2 separate regions of the Mus musculus genome follow, and region 2 is linked to region 1. The links are chromatin loops, found by intact Hi-C in ENCODE. Cell type or tissue: left cerebral cortex. All regions are shown on one strand. Each heading gives the region's core, and the rest is flanking DNA. Links, peaks and the distances in the headings are about the cores only.

Region 1 (10,461 bases), core at 1-8,000:
TATTCACAATTGCACACACACAAACATACACACAGAGATAAAGAAAACACTTAAGAATAATACATACATCTTTAAAGAATGTCTTGTTGAATCAATAAATGTCTGGACCACTGAAGATGATCCATAAGTATGTGTCAGTAAGTAAGTGTGCCATGCCTTGCACACATGAGACCGTCATGTGAATTCAGTGAGCTGATGCCCAGTGTGCACCGCGGCTCTGGTTCACAGTAAGTAGATGCCTGGTTGGCGACTCTTCTAAACACATCGGTGTTCCCTTTGGCTTTCAGAGGAGGCTTTGAAGCTGCACAATGGGCCACCTCGCAGTGCCTACATGGAGCAGAGTTTCCAGAGCCTGAACCCAGTCCTCAGCCTGCACATCAATCCTGCCCAAGTCGAACAGGCCCGGAAGAATGCAGCCTTCACCGGGACAGCGCTAGAAGCCTGGCTGGACTCGCTGGTGGGTGGGACTTGGACTGCCATGGACATCTGCACCACAGGCCCCACCGCCTGCCCAGTCATGCAGACCTGCAGCCAAACAGCCTGGAGTTCCTTCAGCCCTGATCCCAAGTCAGAGCTGGGTGCAGTCAAACCTGACGGACGGCTCAGGTAGCACTGGCCACAGGGGACCGATGCAGCCTCAACCCTGGCCCCTGATCTTATATGAGGGAGGGGGAATTCCTTTTGTATAAGGACCTCGGCCGACTGTAGGACAGTGGAGAGAGAGGGTTTGGAGGCCAGAGAGAAGTCAGCCTGTATTTGTGAAGCTGGTCTCTGGGCTAGGTGACCCAGTCCCGGAGCTACAGTGGTCTCCCTCTACCAGTTGTCGCTCAGTCCTGCAGGCTCCTGTTCTCCCCCTCCGATGGCCTGCACCCCTACAAGTGAGTTTTAAACTTTTATTTTGAGCGGCAGAACTTTGTTGACTCGGCACGGTCGGGGTGGAAGTGCAAGACCAAGATGAAGTCCAGGCTGCTCTGGTTGAAGCTGAGGTTGTGTGAGGTTCCTTCTCAAAACTCAGCCCTCCAGGTAGTCCTTTGCCAAGGGCATCTCTAAGGTACCTCTTCTGAACCCAAGGGCTCTGTTTAAGCCAGTTTGACAAGCACTGCCCTGACCCAGGGTGGGATCGCCATCCCAGCCCTTCCATTTATCTCTTAGTTTCTGTGGCTGGGAAACCCTGTGCCCGTGCTAAAAGTATCGAGCTGCTAGAAGCCCTGCTCCCGGCCTTCCCAGGGAGGCGGAGACAGGGGAGGCTTCCAAGGTTCCTGTTGCCACTCTGTAAGCTGTTTTCTCTGAAAACCAGAGGTTCAGGATAGCCTTTCGATGTGAAGCAGCCAAGGTCCCCAGACATGTGACTGCCAACTTGCCATCTGTCCTGATCAGCCTCTTCCAAGGCTGTCACAAATGGTAACAGGAACAGGGTAAAGCATTACAGAGCCTGAGCTTCAATTCTCCTTCGTGCCCCTGGGCTAGGAGACAGCTACTGTGGCCTCTTCGGTACTTGAAAGTGGGAGCGGTGCCGAACCGGGGCTCTGAATCTCAAAGGGGATTATGTGGACCCAGGCTTCTGACCTGGACAGCTGCACAGTAACACCCCTTATATTCTGAGGTCAGGCGCCCCAGACCTTTGTGAACTGTGCCCTTGGTGCTGTTGGCTGTGACCAAACTGCATGGATCAGACTTCTCCCACGCAGGAACAAACATTTCAGATTGGGTCCTTAATTTCATATCCTTCCTCGCCAGGGTGCCCACAGGCTCAGCCTGGCCATACCACAGGAGAATAAAGTTAAGTTTCAACAGTGGGAAGGTAGTTCAGAAAATAGTGTTATTCATATTGCTTGAGTTACCAGAAACCCAAGGGTCTTCTTGCCATGTGTATTCAAGGGGCACTGAGGAAGAGCACCCCTTCCTCCTGGAGTCTCCCAAATGAGAGTTCTCTAGGAAAAGTTTCATCCATTCTTGTGTCTCTCCCAGCATGGATAAGGTACTGAAGTCCACCTTGATGTGTCGACTGCACAGCCCTTTCCCCATCTAACATGGCGGGCATAGAGAAGGGACCCTTGATATTTATTATTTATATGTTTTAGTCAATGACTAATTAGTAGGTGCTGTTTTTGCAGCTTGTCAATTATGTTATCTTACTAACTGAAATTGCCTTTATTCACAAAAGGCTCCCCCACCCCTCCCTTTCCCTGGTCTGCCTGCCTTTCTCCCTCATCCTCTCTCTATCTGTCTCTCAGTGTCCACCCTACATCCTGCACAGTTTCAACCAGTGCTCCCACTCTCAGGAAGTAGACCCATTTGGATGGCTGGAACCTCCTCTTTGCTTACCCAGGATGCTGGTCTCACCTGTCCCTCTATATTCAAAAGTGTTACAATGCCTGAGTTCTCTCTTTACCCTGACCGCTGACCTATGGACGAGGATGCGATGGGCTCATGGCTTGGGGTCGGAGAAGTGTGCCAAGTCTAGAACTATAGATCTACCCAGTTTAACCATGAGCACAAGCTATCACTAGCAGAGGAAGACAGGCTCCTTCCAAGAATGATTGATCTTAGGAGGAGGAATGGGGGTCAGACCCAAAGGAGAGCTCAGGAGGTAGCTACTGTCTGTGCTGGTGGGGGAGCCTTCAGTGTCTTCCTCTAAAAACCCACAGGATTTACATTGCTTTTACTAACCCATGGGAACTGTGAGCCCAGTGCCCCATTCTCTCAATACCCCGAGCCTTTGCCTTGGTCAAAGCTTCTCTGGGACTATGGAACCTCTTTGAGTTCCCCCTTGACCTCTCTTGTTTTAAAGATTTGTGTATTCTGTCCTGGAAGGTCCCTGGGATCCACAGACTCTGAGACAGGGTCTGTCTAGACCCAGTGACACTCAATGACATTTTTCATACTGGAATGCACTTGGAAATGGCAGAGCCTACTTCCTCTGAAGACACTCCTCTCCCTCTTTATTCACCACAAGTAATTTGAGGATATTTGTTTCCTCTGGTTTTTGACCCAGAGAATAATTTTTCTTTTAGTAAAAACAAACAAACAAAAACAAAAAAATGGAGAATTTAAAAGAAGTTCAGCATAATTTAAGAAAATATGTTTTCCTATGGAAAATGGCATAACTCCTTATTTCTTGGTGTTCTCCTGCCTGAAAACCATGTATTTGTTGGAGGCTATTGGTGAAACAACAGCCTTGGGAGGTGGCTGCCCAAGAGTTTTGAAAACACAGAACCATCATCTCCGGGAACCTTAAAGTCTGCAGCCTGCAGAAGCAAGAAGCCTGGGTTTAACGCTGACCAGGTCCCTTATGGGAAGAAGTATTTGAGATGGCACCTCTCCATGCCATTTGGTAACTATGGCTCCCAAAGCCAACTTCCCAGGCTGTGCAGGCTGTGTAAGTCTCTGAGAGGGAAGGGAGCAACTCCCAGTGCCCCTTGGCTTTAACAATGAAGTTCTTTTTCTGTTCCCCAGGTGACTTTCTGGTGGAGATCAGGGGCCTCCTGGTTTCATTTCTCATTATTGGTTTAACTTTTTAAACTGAGATTAAGTTTAGAGGGTATGAACACAGCCACACAAACACACACACAGGCACTCATACACACACACGCACAAGCACATGTGCAAACACCCCTAAGGGGTTTGTTGCTACTTTGGATGTAGTCTGGGTATTTACAGAGCATAACCCCTTCTGGTTGTCTAGTTTTCCGATAGATAAGAGGATGTTCATTGAAACTGTAACCTCTCTCCCAAGACACTCCATAACAGAGAAGAGCAATCAATGGCCACAAAGTGTAGAGTATGAAGAAGAAACCATTTACCACCGAGTTCATGAGGGTTCGGATCAGCAGTTCCTGAGAGCATTGAGAATAGGCTTGAAACCAGTGTCAACCTTGTGAGCTTGAGCATGCAGAGAAGGCTTGCCAGACCAGAGAAACTCTACCGCGGGGGCCATAAAAGCATAATGAGGTCCGGGACACAAGCATAGATGGGTAAAACCACAGGTGAAAGACAAAAGGGAGTGGTGGGGAGTGTGGTCTTACTGGCACGCACATGAATCCTCTGGTAATAAAGGCAGCTGTGGCTCAGCTCCCAGCTTATTACAGCAAGCAAGAAAGCAAAACTCATTGCAGTGGACTCTTTAAGCTAATAAGGGAAGCCAAATATATCCAGCTCCTGTTTGTTTTTGTTTGTTTGTTTATTGTTTTTGTTTGTTTTGTTTAATAGGAAATCTAGTTGTTCAATATTGGCTACTATTATTTTAATTTTATTTATTTATTTTTAAAGATGCGGGCAGAAAAGTAGCTTCATGGTTGTGCTTAGGCAAAATCCTCTTTCTGGAAAGGTGGGTTGAAATGAGGGAAAGAATTTAGGGGTAAGGAGTCATGGAAAGCCAGAGTTAAGAGTGCAAAAAGAACAGCTCACATTAAACTATAAGACTCCAGGTTTCTGCTTAGTAGTTCCCTCCTGAGAAAACCTGTCTTCTGCAGGAGGGCTGGCTCATTCACTTCCCTGGCCTGTGCTGACGAGGAAAGAGTGTGACCTGGGGTCTGAGGTTTGAATCTGCTCAGGCCTCCACCTTCGGGCATTCCATCAAACCAAGCCGAGATGGCAATGGTGCCATCCTTAAGATGAGGCTGGGGAGTACTAGGTCCCACTCCAGAGTCCGCATGCTGCCACTGTGCTGGAAGGTTCTTCAGAAACCACAAGGGGCTGTGCTAGCTTAAGTAGTCTTCTTTGCTTCTGCCTCAGTTACCTTACTTTGCCCAAGGGTCAACCCAGGCACTACCTCAATGTCTGCTGAGAAGTTTACCTGGGGGTGGGGCGGAATGAAGGTGTTACCCATGCTGAAGCTGAATGTACAATCTATGCAAATCCCTCTCTCTCTCTCCCTCTCTCTCTCTCTCTCTCCCTCTCTCTTTCCCCCTCCGTCCCTCTCCCTCAGTCTGACTCCCTCTTTTTCTTTCCCTTTTACTTACAAGCGTGTGTGTGTGTGTGTGTGTGTGTGTGTGTGTGTGTGTGTGTGTTATTTTTTTAACCTTATGAACAAGGACCTCTTAAGACCGAGGAGGGTTGTCACCCACCACCTGTGTATGTCCCTCCTGTTGTCTTTGGTTCTGTTCTTGCCAAGCCCCCACACTGGGAGAAAGTGGCCTCTCTCCTCCCCTCACTTGGCTAGGAATATTCTCACAGCTTCAGCCTGCAGACATCACCAGGAAGCAGGCACCCCATCTCACCTCCCCCATCACAGCACCGTCTTCTCCTTTCTGCATTTTTCTCCTACCTCCCACCTTCATCCCCACCCCTCTAAAAAGCCTTAGGTTTCTCCGTTTTGAAATGTGGCCTTAAAATTATTTTTGGAAAGCTGGCATCCTCCCCCTCTAATTTCCCCCACCATCACAGAAGAGAGAACATCTTGAAGCCTGGGTGTGTGGCGGCCTCCTGAGCAAAGGGACTGCCAATCTGTAGTCTGCAGATGCACTAGGAATGACTTAAATGTCATCTTTAAGAAAAAATGTTCTCATATTTTTTCCTATGGGCAAAATGAAGTCTTGGCTGCTCGCGCAGTTCTGAGCACTCTCCGTGTTGCCGTGGCACTGGCTGGCACCACCAGCAGATGTTCACTACAGCTTCAGTCTCCCCTTCCCTCGGGACCCAGTGACTTTAGGTACTTCATTTAAGGATGAATCAGGAGTGTTTCTCCGTGTATCGCTTCATCTTTCTTGCCTGGAAAGTGACAGCATGGAGTATTCCCAGTGGATAGGTCACGTTCTTGAAGGGGTGGTCCACTCTGTCCTTCAGACTCCACCTAGAATCCCCTTCCATCACTCCAGTGCTGATGGAAGCCAAAGACAACCCCAGGGTTTTCATAGGAAGTTCGCTGGTATTGGGCATAATTGTCTTTATCCATCGATCTTTACTTTTAAAGGAAAAAAGAGAGAGGCTCCTCATGTCATCTGTAGCATTTGTCTTGATGTTTGTTTTTAGAGGCCTGGAGATAAGTCATTACTGCCTCCTTCTTTGTTTTCAAAGATATGTGGTGATATAGTTTTTAAAAATAACTATTTTGTTATAGATCATAATATGCATAAAACTGTACAGAAATATTTTGTAATGTATTGATTTTAAAAAAGAGAGAATCTGTAAATAAAAGTTTAAAAAAATAAGAGAGAGTTCACATGGCACACACTGAAAGATGTAGATATTTTGCTATTTATTTAAAGGAGTAAGTATTTTAAGAGATATTAAACTATCTGAAATTGACCAATAATGAAAGTTCTAATCATCTGAAGACTTGCCATCCAGTCCCGTTCTCGCAGACAACTGTGTTACCGCCCATATCTGCCTCTTTCCTGTCTTTTGATTTTAGCAGAAAACAACAACAAAATTGTGCCTTAGCTGTATTTCTGTCTAGGGGAATTTGTTTCTGTCCAACAAAGCAACTTTTTTTTTTTTTTTGCAGAAAACAGTGGATTATTAAATACTGTATTATACCAAAAACACCACAGGTGTACATAGACGCTTTCTGCCATACTGTGTTTTCAGATGCAGAATTTTAAAATAAAAAAAAAATGTCTCTATGAAATCTCATTTTATGGTTACTTTTTAGCAATTTCAACACCTTCACATACCCTTCCCTTCTCTTCCACACCCTGTGCCATCTCAGCTGGAGTAATCTTGAAAGTTGACACTAACTGGAAGGATCCTGAGGCCATAGACAGGAGTTGGGACATGAGGGCACACCTCCCTTAAGGGCTACTGTTATCTCCCCAGAAGATAATTATAGCACCCTCTGGAAGAGTTTCCTCTAGCTAGAGCAAAAGAATATAATTTTCAATATAAGTTTAAACACCTCTTTGCAGAGAAAAGGGGTGAGAGGCTGTCCTGTAAAATAGAAGTTTTTAATATCTGCCTAGAATCTAGGTCCTAGATGGACATGGAGCAAGCCTGGCATCTTGCCCACTTCAGCACACAACTGGTCTACATTCCCTAGATGGCCTTTACACTTCCCTGTGACTACATGGCCAACTGTCAATCAATGAGATGCTGACATCAATGAAATGGGCTTATGATAGGTCTAACCCTGTCCCATCTGACCTCCCAGGAGCCCCAGTGGCTCCACCATTCACTGTTCAGCTCAGATGCTTTGAACTAGTGTTTTTTTAGGAGATATCACAGCAATATTAAAGAGGGCAGAGCCACAACACAGAAGGAGCCTAGACCCTGGATGGACATGAAATTTCACTTGGCCTAAGTCACCTCTCTTGACAATGACAGGAAAAGAAACCTGTGGGGGTAGGGTAGGGGGTATATGTACGTGTTCATGTGGGTATACATGGAGGAAAGCATAGATCAGAAATTGACATTAGATGTCTTCATCGATTGCTTTCCACAGTTTTTGAGGCAGGATCTCTCATGGAACCTAGAGTTCAGTGATTCAGCTCAGATGGTTGATCAACAAGATTCACAGATAGATCCATCTAGACTTCCATCAGCCCCTGAAACATTTTAATGCAATTTGCTTGTAGCAGCTAATAGTATCTCAAATCCATCAAGCACTAGAAAACCAAGTCATAGCTTCTTCATTCTATAGGCAAAGCTATAGAGAGATACATGGCTGAAGCCATTCATAATCATGTCCAGAAACATGAGCAAGTCCCAGAGACCAGACCATCCACTTTTATGATGCTCATATGAAGTTTCTGAAAGCCATGGCCAAAGGCTGGGAATGCCTATCTGGATGTGTTGTGGCGATCCCTCCGACTCAGCCTTTGGAGTCTTTACAGGCAAAGAATAGCATGAGATTCAAATGTTAGCAGCAAGAACAAAACCTGCTGGCAGTTTTCTCATTAAACAGGCACTGGGTAAACCCAGAGAGAGCTGCACCAGCATCAGCCTCCCTGACCTGGACTTGGGAAAGAGGGTGGGCAACTGCACACTGCTGAAGACGAATGGACACAGCATGATGCATTTGCCAAGCGTTTTCCACTTTTTCTTGATGCCAACTTCATCCAGGGGTAACTTCTCAAAAATAGGCCTAGTAGCAAAGAAAGAGCAAAGTTCCAACATCTCTGTAAGAGCAAGGGTCATGGGCGCCTTGGTTGTTTAGTCGGCTGTTTCTGGTATTTAAGCACAGGGGGTCCATAAAATAGACACTTTGTGACAATTTCATGAATGAACAAGCAAGTGAGCCCATTTTTCTTAATTAATACTACAGACATGAGGTCATTTGTCCAAAATACTATGTTGACATTCATCATTTGATTGATGATACTTGTCAAAACATGGGTTAATAGAAAGTAAACCTTCATTTTCACCTCTAATAATGAGGTTTCTTAGAACATGGCATTGAAGGCTGCTTGGAATTTCTTTCATACCTCATTTATTTGAGCAGAGGTTCCTTCAAATTCAGGAATGTGGTAAATACCCCATCCCTCCTGGGACATAGAGAATAGCAGGACTTTATTTAAATCTATCTCACTAATAGTTGAAAAGGCCTTTCTCTCTCTCTCTCTCTCTCTCTCTCTCTCTCCCTTCCTTCCTTCCTTCCTTTCTTTGTTTCCCTTTCTGTTCTTTGACAGTGTTGTTTGTTCACATATGGACGTAATCAGTTTGGTTCGGGTCCTTTCCACCACTCCCATCGCCCTCTATAGTCCTCTTTCCTCTCCCAACTTGTTTTCTCACACTGATGTCTCTTGTTAGTGGCCTGCTGAGTTCATTTCTGGTTGTTTGCATGAGCATAAGTGGAGTTTTATTTACTGGAACCATTTCTTAAATAAAAGTGAATGTCTATTAAAGCCCCAACATATAGGAGAGACTTAAATATCAGACTTGGAAGAATGCCCCAATTGGAACTGGAGCATAAAGTTCTGCCTTAGCAGCCAACCCTTTGGTATTCCCAGGTGTTAACAGGTAAAAATCCTGGTGAACTCAGTGCTTTACCACACCCATACTTCCAGTGGGAGGAGCCATGGCTCCTGTAGAGCTCTGTGACCTTTTTCTGAGGGCTCTATATATCTGTTGTGTCTGTGTGTCTATGTCTGTATCTAAGTGTGTCTGTATGTTTCTGTGTGTCTATGTCTGTATCTAACTGTGTCTGTATGTGTCTGTGTGTCTGTGTATGGTCTGTGTTTGTATGTCTGTGTGTGTCTATGTCTCTCTCTGATGTGTGTGTCTGTGTTTCTGTGTGCCTGTTTGTCTGTGTCTATATTTCTGTGTCTCTGTGTGTCTGTGTTTCTTTGTGTGTCTGTGTCTGTACATGTCTGGGTTTCTGAATCTATGTGTCTGTGTCTATATGTCTGTATATGTGTGTCTGTGTCATCTCAGAGAGAGAAGGTGATGACAAACCAATGGAATGATTCTATCCAATTCAGTTTGGTAAAGCAATGAGTTAACTAGGGATGGCTCCAGGATCAGGAGTGAGCATCTACGTATAGAATCGTGGATGAGGATGAGTCCCTCAGAGTATGGATGAGGGGTTACTCATGGGAATGGGAATGCATCTGGCCTTTTTACATTGGTTGGAGGAACAGACTCAGTAGTCAGGCATTCATAGTATCATTGGTAAATTTGCTCCTCAACTAGACACACCTGAGAAGAGTGAATCTCAATTGAGGTATTGCCTCCACCAAATTGGCATGTGGACATATGGGCATGTGGTGACAGCATTTTCTTGATTTTGTTAATTGGTATAGGAGGGCCCAGACCACTGTGGGCAGGACCATCTCTAGACATATGGGCCTAAGTTGTATAAGAGAGCTAGCTATGAAAGTCAGAAGGACTGCCGGGCGTGGTGGTGCACGCCTTTATTCCCAGCACTTTGGAAGCAGAGGCAGGTGGGTCTCTGATTTCGAGGCCAGCCTGGTCTACAAAGTGAGTTCCAGGACAGCCAAGGCTACACAGAGAAACCCTGGCTCAGAAAGAAAGAAAGAAAGAAAGAAAGAAAGAAAGAAAGAAAGAAAGAAAGAAAGAAAGGAAGGAAGGAAGGAAGGAAGGAAGGAAGGAAGGAAGGAAGGAAGAAAGAAAGAAAGAAAGAAAGAAAGAAAGAAAGAAAGAAAGAAAGAAAGAAAGAAAGAAAGAAAGAAAGAAAGAAAGAAAGAAAGAAAGTCAGAAGGAACAAATGAGTAAGCAAAATTCCTCCATGGTCTCTGCTCCATCTCCTGCTCTGACTTCATTCCATGATGGGCTATGGCCTACTAGCCAAAGCAAACCTATTCCTTCCCAAGTTGCTTTTGGTCATAGTACTCATCACAGGAACAGAAGACAAACTAGGACACACAACAGTGCTTTTACCTGCTGAGCCGTCACTGGACCTGCACAGAAGTTTAATCAGTAAATAATTTATTGAAGCTTGAGCCTGTGGGAAATAGCAGCATTAAGCTCTGGGGTTCAAGGCCAAGGCATCCACAGGAAGCCTGGAGAAGAGTGACTGGGCTTCAGCCCTCCCAGGCCTCTTTCTCCATGATCGCTGACTCCAGC
Region 2 (10,461 bases), core at 1,457-9,456, 250 kb after region 1:
CCTAGTCACAAAGCTTGTAAGAACATCCATGTCCTGAGTATGACCGGCATGCTAACTGCTATGTATTTGGTATCTTCTTTAGTACTTCAAATGGCTTGGGTCTCACTTTATCCTCTTTTCATAGACAGGGCAAAGGCAGCCTTAGAAAGTAAACTGATTTGTTACTGGTTCACACATGTTGGTGAGAGATGGAAACCAGCTGTGTGACTCCAGAGCTTCCTATCTAGCCACTTGGCTATGCTTCCTTCCATTAACTTCAGGGGAATAAAACAGCCAATCGGGGTTCCCTGGGTCTGTACCCTGTGAGAGCTGTTCCCAGACATGATCTCATCTAGATGTCCCAAGAACTCAATGTGAAGTCTCGTGACTCTGCCCAAGTCTCACATTTAGCTGGTATAATGTCAAATCCATTATTCCCTCCATCAACTGTGAAAGTACCAATGAAAAGTTTTAAGACTCCTGTTTAAAGGAAAATAGAGGGGAAAAATGAGCATTTGTGTCTTTGGGAGGAATGTTCTCTTAAATGTTTAATAGTGATGGTGATCGTGAAGGTTTTGGAGCAGGAAATTCCCTGTTCTCTATAATCTCTAGCAGCAACTTCCCCCAATACAGACCATTAACACTCTGTAATTTCTTAAGTAAAATATGTAGAAGTGTTTCTTTCAACTCTCCAAGCCAATGCAACTTTAAAACCAGTATCTCTTTGTCTCTCTCTCTCTCTCTCTCTCTCTCTCTCTCTGTCAGCCCCCTCCCTTCATCCATCCCTCTATCCCTCCTTTATTTTCTAGAGCTTCATCTACACTAAGTGTGTTGGTTACTTTGTTACTTTGCCTGTTGCTGGGAGAAAAAATGTCTATAAAAGCAATGTAAATCAGGAAGGACTTGTTTTGGCGTCAGGCATATGAGTCAGCTGAACATGTTGCATCCCCAGCCTGGGGAGAGAGAGAGAGCAGTGAGTGCTGGTACCAAGTCCCTTTCCCCTTCCTGCCCAGTCTAGGATCTGCCCATAGAATAGAGCTGCCCACATTCAAGAGGTGTCTTCCTATCTCAATTAACTTAATCCGGATAATCCCTCACAGGCATGCCAAGAGATTTGTTTCCACAGTGATTCTAAGTCTCATCAACAGTCAAAATTAACCATTTTACAAACAAATGTCCTACCACTGGACTTTCCAGGGATTCTGAAGTGAGGTAACAAACCCAAATGGAAAGGCATAGTCAGAGAAACACATCCCAGGACGGAAAATATGTAACCAAGGGAGCGAAGAGACAGAGCAGATGATCGATGGTGACATAGTGGCAACTCACGGGGAGGCACATGTGCAAAGTCTGTAAAAGCTCTGGAGGCTGTGACAGCGAGAGAGACTCCAGGAACATTCTCCAATGTCGCAAAGCCAGGTAACACTCAAGTTAACAAGAGGCAAGGTGGAAGCTAAAGACCCGGATTACTGTCTTCATTATGTTCTTGTCTGGTGTGCTAATCCTGTGAATTTGAACAAACACAGTTCTCTGTAACAAAACAACTGAAAACAGTCACACAACACGCAAAAGGAAACAGTTAACTTGTGTGGTGAGTTGACATTTCCAACCAGGCAGTAGTTGGAGCAGTTTGAACGTGTTTTTTGAGAGTGTTTATCTACAGGAACACCAAAACAGTGCATTTGCTTCCTGCTCTAAATATAGCAGTATCCTCTTTCCCTCTCGACATGTTTTTCAAGACAAAATATTTTGTCTGTAAAGATACGCTGAAGCTGCTGGTTGGGGGGTTTCTTTTGGTTTCAAAAGCTTGGAAGCAGTGTCTATAAGGGGCTGGATGTGGGAGTCAATCAAGATAGGGGTCAGCAGGGCTGTGAAACAGACCTAAAAATCTCACTCTTCTTTAACAGCAGAAGTTTGTTTCTTGTTCAAGGTTTGTCCCAGCCTTTGGTAGAGAAAGTAAAGGGAGCTGGATGAATGTTAATTACCCCAGGACAAGCTGACATTGCTACGATCTCACTCCAGTGAGACAGGCAAGATTGCTGGCATGTCAGAGAATGAAAGCTCTGTAGGGAAAAGCAACAGATGTCACTCTCTCCCAATGCGGTGGCCAGAGCTATGTAACTGTGAAAGACCAGGATGAGAATCCCAGCAGCAGCACAATAGTAGAGAATGAGAAATGACTGCTCTGAAAGACCTTCATTCCATGGACAGAGGCAAGCAGATGCCCCAGTGACCAGGTCTTGTGGACAACAGAGAACTTCCAAGTAGAGGAGAGTCTGAGAAAAAACTTACTTCCAGTTCCCTAAAGACTAGGAGGAAAACTGAGGTCAAGTAGGGCCAATACAGGGAAGAGCAGCTTGGAAAGAAGGAGTCTGTAGAAACTGGGTTCTTCTGCATTGCCAAGGACACACTTTGAAATTTGTGTATTTTTGTGCAATTCCTAAGTCCAAAGTCAGAGGTGAGAGAAGCCTCACTTTCTATAGTTTATGGCTATAAGCTGACATCATGTGCTCAATTTCCCTTCAACTCTGAATCTCCATCACAGGAGCTAGCATGAAGTTTCACCTCTGCTACCTTGATGGCTACAGAGGAAATAGATTCTCATATTGCAACAGGCATCAAAGAGTTTCTGCCCAAACATCAACCCACTGGTGTGCTGCTAGTTTTTATGGAAACTTGATACAGCTAGGGTCACCTAGAAAGAATGAATCTTAATTGGGAAAATGCCTCCAAATGACTGGCCTTTAGACCAGGCTATATGGCATTTTCTGTTTTGGTGATTGATGTAGAGAGCCCAGCTTACAGTGGGTAGTACCACCTACAGCAAGGGACTGGTGACCCTGGGTGCTATGAGAAGGCAGGCAGAGCAAGCCAGTAAGCAGCCCTCCACGGTCTCTGCTTTAGCTCCTGCCTCCAGGTTCCTGTCATGACTTCTCTTGGTGACGGACATGCTGTGGAACTGTAATAAATGGATTCATGGTGTTTTCTCACAGCAACATAAACCCTCAGACAGCTGGGTGCCATAAAGCATCCTTGATTTCTGTTTGCTTGGGGCATCTCCCATTCTTGCAGATCTTCCATTTCCACATCATACATGACCCTGGAAATACCTGGCAGTTGGAAGGCACCTAGGCCCCTTGGGGCACCACCAGCACCCCTGAGGCTTGCCACCCCCTCCCCAGAACGCCATAGAAGCATTCTCTGGATCTCCATAGCCTCCTGTCCTGTCCAGTCTCAAGGACTCTGTCCTATTCCTTTGCAGTTCACTCACTGCCCATCTCTCCCTGGGAGGAGTATCAGGGATGTCTTATAAAAGAGAGGTGACTCGGGAGCAAGCCATGAGCATTCTGAGAGGAACGAATGCACTTTAGGACAGAGACAGAGAAGGACAAAGACCTGGAAGTAGTAGTGAGCCTCAGACAGAGTGGAGGAATGGGTAGAAGATGAGAATGAATTTGTAGCTGGGCAAGAAAACATAATACTGATGATAATGACTAAGAATTATTTACTACATCCTAGGACAGTTCTAATTCCTCACAACAGCTTTATAGGGTATCATGGTGGTCTCCACAGATGAGGAAACTGAGTCAGAATAGTGTTATGGTTTGTATATGCTTTGCCCAGGGAGTGGCACTATTAGAGGGTGTGGCCCTGTTGGAGTAGGTGTGGCCTTGTTGGAATAGGTGTGTCACTGTGGGTGTGGGCTTTTTCCTAGCTGCCCGAAAGCCAGTAATTCTGCTAGCAGCCTTCAGATGAAGAGGCTCACCTGCTCTCAGCTCCACCTGCACCATGCCTGCCTGGATGCTGCCATACTCACACCTTGATGATAATGGACTGAACCTCTGAACCTTTAAGACAGCCCCAATTAAATGTTGTCCTTTATAAGACTTGCTTTCATCATGGTGTCTGTTCACAGCAGTAAAATACTCTGACATGGTACTTATTTAATTTAGACCTGATCAGTGCTGAGCCTTGTGCTATGTACTTTCCAGCCTAACTCTCACGGCCTTTACAATTGCAACGTGCAGGACCTTATAATAATATACTATCATTAAAACTCTGTCAAAGGAACCCCAAATCCCAGTTCTTGTGCAGTCACATACAACCAGTTCATACAACAGCTTTGATAGGAGGCTCCGAAGGGAAGGTTGGGTTTTAGGAGCATCACTCCCACAAAACCGCATCTTTAAAACTCAGTCTTCATTACTCTGCTTAGATTCCCAAAGGAGGTATTTGACTGGCACTCAAAGAGAAGCATTCAATTTGAAGAGGAAAAACACAGACAAAGAAACACATAGTTACACAGAATTGGAACAACCAACCCCGCAATTAGATTCAAGTTCCTTTACATCTAAGACAAGGAAGGCTCCGCTAGCACCATTTACATGAGATGCAATTCGGCCGGATCTCAAGCCTGCAGTACCATCTGCTCCCTTTGTGTAAAGCATTGTGATTTTGTGCAAGCAAAAAGTATAAACAGACCCCAGAACGGTCCATTAATAAGAGAAAGCAACAAGCGAAGGGAAATTTCATCCGCTTCCCAGCTTCTGGTCTACTCGGCAGCATTGAGCAAAAGAGGTTTTGATGATGAGTAGAGATGATGTTTGGAAATTGCCACCCCTGCCATCACTTTTCAAACGGACTGTTTTTCTGGACAGTAGAACTGATTGGCTTGTGTTTCTGGCTCAATGGTGCCACTCTTGTTACGTTTTGGCTACTGGGACTGGGTTTGGTTTGACCAGCTAAGACCCCAACAGTTCATGCTATTAACAGTTCCCAAGTGAAACTGGACTGCGTCCCTCCCATCTGTTGCTAGTTGGTTTTTCTGTTATTGCCTATGATATCATTTTTGTTACTGCTGCTGGTTTGGCATGACCTAGTTCCATTCCCTCCACCATGTGCCGCTTATACCATGGAGCAGCTTAAAGAACTTGATTGATGGACGGGATGAGGGTGAGTCAGCAGAGCTGCTCTTCAGCACCCGTACCAGGGCCTATCTTCTGCCCCTTCTCATCATTACATGGGCTCTTCTGAGCAGTGAGGACAAGAGGGAAATCTCCAGCGCCCCAGTGACCTCTCAGTCTAAGTGCCTGTGAGCTCTGAGGCCTGTGATGCTAGACTGGTCCATATATTCAATGGCTTGAGTTTTGACGAGAAGAAAAGACATCTGTGGTTGGCTGAATGGTACTGGGCGTGAGGAAAGCAAGCAGCCTTGAGCACCCGGGTGTTGGTCTGAATGCAAGGCTGGGCAGTGAAGCACTCTTCACTGCAGCAAAGGGGCACAGCAGCAACACCCAGAAGGGATTGTGACATCTATACAAAGCAAAACAAGGTGCACCGTGTGCTCACTGCACAGTCAGGGACTCAACAATGTCTTGAAAGACATCAGCATAAGTACAGAGGACAGCCACCTAACAGTGATTGCAGGGGGTCCATTTCAAAAGAAAAGGCTTGAGTGAGATTTGAGTGAGGTTTGAGTAGCCCACGTGAAGAACTTCTGAAACGCATGGGTATCAGTGAGGAGAAGACCCAACTCATGATCCTAAATCACCTGCATACTTATTTCAAGGAGCATTGCTTATACCAGCAGGCTAAGCCAGTAGGCATGGGAGGCTAGCCTTACCTGAAGTGACTTCATTAACTTGAGGGTTATTAGTGTCAGATAAAAGAAACTGACTTGGAAAAATAAGATGTGGACAAAAAAAATAAATAAATTGCGCTTCATATTTCACTACCTTGTCAAAAGCTAACTCTACCGAGGTGGTTTGAGTTTTCATAACCTTCTATTTCAGTGTTGGTTACAACAAAAATTGTCTCGTGTCCAAGAGGGATAGTGCGAATTCACTCACATGTGTTTGCCAATGCAGTGCGGGAAAGTTATGTGCTCCAAGAATAGAGTTCTCAGCCCAGCTTTGATAGGAAGATCTGGGAATGTTCTCCAAGACTCATCACAAAGCTGTCCAGGCAAAACGAAGCAGACTCTGAATCATCCAGCCCGCTTTTAGCATCAACGAGCTATTCCTAGCCAGGGTCCTCTGCATTCTGGGTCTAACAGAGAGAGCCCTGTGGCCGATAATCTTCATCTGGGCCACATCTGGAGCCTCTAAATTCCCAGCCTGTCCTGGAGTAGGAGAGGACTCTCTATCAGACAGACTTGGAACAGTCTAAGCATGCTTCGCTTTTGACAGCTCCGATGTAATATACAAAGGGTTGATATTAACAGGATGAGAAAACCATCCAGATGCCAACTGGTGGGTGGACCATAAGTTCTCAGCCCCCTGGAAGCATTAAATTAAGGGTGGGAGGCTGAACTTTGGAAAGCTAGCCAAGGCACCATCGTGGGAAGCTGGATTTGGAAATCAGTTAAGGGAAAGGTAGGATGGGTACCACACCATGGATCTCTGCCAGCCAGGTCTTTGCTGTACCAGGGATAGAGGGGGGTTTGGCTAATATAGTTATGTTGGTATCATGCAGCATATGGGTGTCTTCATCTCTGCTTTCTCATGGAGGAAACTTGTAGAGAGAAAAGAGAGACCTAGACTTAGCAGGCAAAATAATAATAATTGTTGTTTACAAGAAGGCTTAAGAATGGGGGAGCATGCATGACATACTGGTTGACTCAATTGACCTAACTCCTCTCCAGGGCCTCTTTCCCAGTGTCTGATTACTATCTTTTAAAATTGGATAACACACCAAGAGGAACTGCTGTGTGGAGGAGAGGAAATGATCATGCCACCTGAAGATGAGCTCTTAACTGGGTCAATGGGTCTTGAGTAAGAAGGTTTACACAGAAAGGCTGGAGGCATCATGGCTATTGTAACGAATCCATGGGTGCTTCAGGATTCCACAATGCCTCCAGTTGACTCTGAGCAAAGTCTTGAACTGGCTTTGTACACAGTCGCTCTGCTCTGGATCATAGGATTTGAAGCCACAACTGCATCTGATAGGACCAGGGATATACTGATCCCCCTTTGATGGAACTGTGAGGATAAAGAGCAGCTGAGGTAGCCCTATGGGCTGCTGTACCAGACAGTGCTGGTCCCATCAATTGGTGATGCTTTGGAATACCCTCCCCTCAGGATGGAAGTTGGGCTGGCTGAGCAAGCAAGTGGCCAATAGCTCTCACTTGGTTGAATCTCTGGGAACCATCCTTAGCAAAAGACAGATGCCTCACCTGAGACCATACTCAGCAAGTGGTACCCATGTTCAATGTCAGGGCATAAAGACCTGACCCTTGAGGATCAGAGCACCTTGTGGTGTCAACTAAGATTAGTACTGAGATTGCAGCAGGCTTCCCTGCTCACTCCTTTCATGTACACATTTACGTAGTACAGATCCTGTTAGGTCTCTGAGGGACCATCCAGGAAACTAAAGGCAATCCTAGGTCTTTCCTCTAAGGATGGATGACTTGACTAGAGATACAAGGTGTGAGGGAGAAGCACAAGGAACAGAAAGCTGCAGAAGGCAATAGGTTCCATGTGAACATACCGAAGTCACAAGGTTGGGGAAAGAACTGTCAATGGAGGCTGGAAAGTCTGCATCTAAGAAATAGATGAGGGTGCATTGCTCACTCCCAAGGGGGAATCTCTAGTGCTCTTATCTCTTAAAGTTTAAATTGTGGTCAATATATGTACTAAACACCAACTTTTAATTTTTTCTGTTGTGTGTACGGTGTGTGCCATGATGTATGTGGAGGCAGGAAGGCAACTTATGGAATCCATTCTCTCCTTCCTTTCCATGGGTTCTGCAGATGGAACTTAGGACATCAGACTTGTGCAGCAAGAGCCTTTCCCAAAGCCGTGCCATCTCTTCCCCAAGTATTTATTGTTTTAGCCAGTCTTTAAATTTAGTGTTTGATCAACATCTTTCTGGGGTACACTGTGACATCTTTGCACACATGTATCATGTGAGCAGCAACATGGGGGGGGGGGGAGTTAGCTCATCTACCATTCCAAATGTCTATCATTTCTCTGTGGTGGGAGCATTCTAGTCACTTGGTATTGAAAGGCACAACATGGCAGGACATCTTCAGCCTCTGTTACAACACAGAGCTCACTCCCATTACTTGGCCATATCTTCTGCAATCACCCATCTCTCCCCATCCTCCCCTCCCTAATCTTATTCCATCCCAGCCATCTCTTCCCCAGCCTCCTCTCCCTCAGCCTTCTCTCCCCCAGCATCCTCTATCCCCAGTGTCCTCTCTCCCAAGCCTCTTCGGCCTCAGCCTCCTCTGCCCCAGCCTCCTCTCCCTCAGCTTCCTCTACCCCCAGCCTCCTCTGCCCCAGTGTCCTCTCTTGCAGGCTCCTCTCAGCCTCTGCTCCCTAATCTTAGGATCCCACAGAGAGGTGAATTTACAGCTTGTGTTTTATTCTATTTCACTCAACATTCTAACTTGTAGTCTATCTATGTTACTTCAAATGACAAATTTAATTATTTTATAGCTGAATAGCACTCGATTTGTATGTGTGCATGTGTGTGTGTATGTGTGTGTGTGTGTGTGTGTGTGTGAGAGAGAGAGAGAGAGAGAGAGAGAGAGAGAGAGATTTTCTTTACTCATTTGTCCATAGGTGGACTCTTGAGCCATCTCAACCATTTCATTCTTTTATTTTTCATTTTATATGATATTTATGTACATGTATGTATGAACACAGGTGCATACATGCTATATTACATGTTGGGGGATGAGAAAACAGTTTGTGAGAGTCGGTTCTCTCCTTTCACCGTGGGTTCCAGGGACTGAACTCAAGTCGTCAGGTTCCCGTGCCTTTGCCTGCTGAGCCACCTCACTGGCCCCATCTTAATGAGTTCTCACTGAACATCTCTCTTAGTGCTTTTAGTGTCCCTTTGTGTTGCTTCAAATTTCATTTATTATTATGTGTATATGGTGTGTGTGCATGGGCCATAACATGCATGTGGAGGTCAGAGGACACCTTTGGGAATTGATCCTCACCAGTCCATTTTCCTTACTTGATAAATTATAACCCACCCACGTATGAGATCTTTGGCAAGAACTTGCTTCTGAAAACCCTCACCCAAGGCATGGAAGTAAGAGCAGAGAAACTGAAGTAGGCAGATCTGAGTTCCAATCTCTACTCAGCAACTTCCTGGTGATGTACCATCAGGCAGATGATCACACCCACACCCAGTGAGTTTTATCTGTAACGTGAGACTGAGGTGGACAGGACAGTATACTAACTATGAAACGTGAGCAAAGAAGTCAGAACGTGTGTGCAGAATGGGACATCAGTTACCTCATCTGTGAAGGTGGGCAACAGTTGCATCTCCCTCATGACATTATATGAGGATGCAAGGGTGTTCCTAACACAGGATATTATAACTGTGACACTGGGGACTGTGTCATCTGTAAAGTGCTCGCTTTGCAAACACAAAGACGTGATTTGGCTTCCCAGCACCAACCACATAAAAAGTCAGGAATGGTATACTGGCATGGGGCTGCAATCCCAGCCTGGGCACACATGCACACATGCAAACAGAGAAAGACAGAGACAGAGAGATACAAACAGAGAGACAGACAGACAGAGACAGAGAAATAGAGAGAGACAGAGAGACATAGATAGATAGACAGAGAGACAAATTGAGAGAGAGACAGACAGACAGAGACAGAGAGACAAAGGCAGAAAGACAGAGAAACACAGAGACAGGAAACACAAAGACAAAGAGACAGAGAGACAGAGACAAAGAGACAGACAGAGATAGACAGAAATAGAGAGACAGAGAGAAAGAGAGAGTAGGAGAAAGAATTTTAAAGAGCTATAATTTTAGTTAAAATAGAAGTCGTGTTAAAACACTGTGTGGGTTTTTCTAATTATTTCTTTAATGCCAAGGAATAAAGCCAAGACTTGAATCTACATGGCTCAGAGCATCTTCCTCTATATTTATCTTTCCCTCTTTTTCTCTACCATCTCCTCTACAAGCCCCATCTCCTCTCAACCCAAGACAGCTGTGCCCTCCAATCTGGCATATCCCTGTGCCCTGGGGATTCACACTGTGTGCTGGCTGACTCAGGCATGTGGGCTTTGGGGTGCTAAGTGTGGAGAAAAGCAGCTTGAAGAGCCACCTGCTGAGGGTGCTCAACCCCAGGCTACTCATTCCTGGGCTGTGGCCCCTGCCTTTGAGTTTGCTGTTCATATATGGAAAGCACAGAACTGGAGAGGCCACCAAGCCTTCCAATTCAAGTGCCTTAGGTGTGCCTACCCTGGGGCATGTTGGCACCAAAGACAGTGCCCTGAGCTTGTGGTCTTATTGCCATCTGATGTAATTTCTTCCACTCACTGAGTTACTGATTCCTGACAGGGAGAAGTGCACAGGAAATGAGCTCTATCTACAGAAACTGGGAGTCAGTGGAGGCTCCAACAGCCCTGCTGTGTGCGATAGTGCATGCTCTTGTCTTCTATGGTCCTTAGAACTTTATCTATACAAAAAGATTCCCCCCTCTCCCTCTCTCTCTCCCTCTCCCTCTCC

The links. Peaks named below come from ENCODE experiments on the same cell type or tissue, not always from the same donor. Only the 100,000 strongest peaks of a DNase experiment are listed, where the experiment ranks them.
Region 2: it touches region 1 in a loop (24-fold over the local background); 2 of 42 quality-filtered maps call a loop at or near these places.

Annotation. Positions count from the first base shown.
Region 1 is chr7:117,667,013-117,677,473 of GRCm38, forward strand. It overlaps Xylt1 (xylosyltransferase 1), which reads left to right. Exons shown (of 12, transcript NM_175645.3): 12 at 288-618. The coding sequence ends at 610. Among named protein-coding and RNA genes, the nearest start is that of Gm34762, 87 kb to the right of the region's middle. In left cerebral cortex, for the core only: no CTCF peak of the experiment used is centred there; DNase peaks (open chromatin) are centred at 1,345, 4,733 and 5,320; H3K27ac peaks cover 1,309 bases.
Region 2 is chr7:117,912,438-117,922,898 of GRCm38, forward strand. No RefSeq gene overlaps it. Among named protein-coding and RNA genes, the nearest start is that of Gm34822, 66 kb to the left of the region's middle. In left cerebral cortex, for the core only: no CTCF peak of the experiment used is centred there; DNase peaks (open chromatin) are centred at 4,377, 5,953 and 9,263; H3K27ac peaks cover 2,469 bases.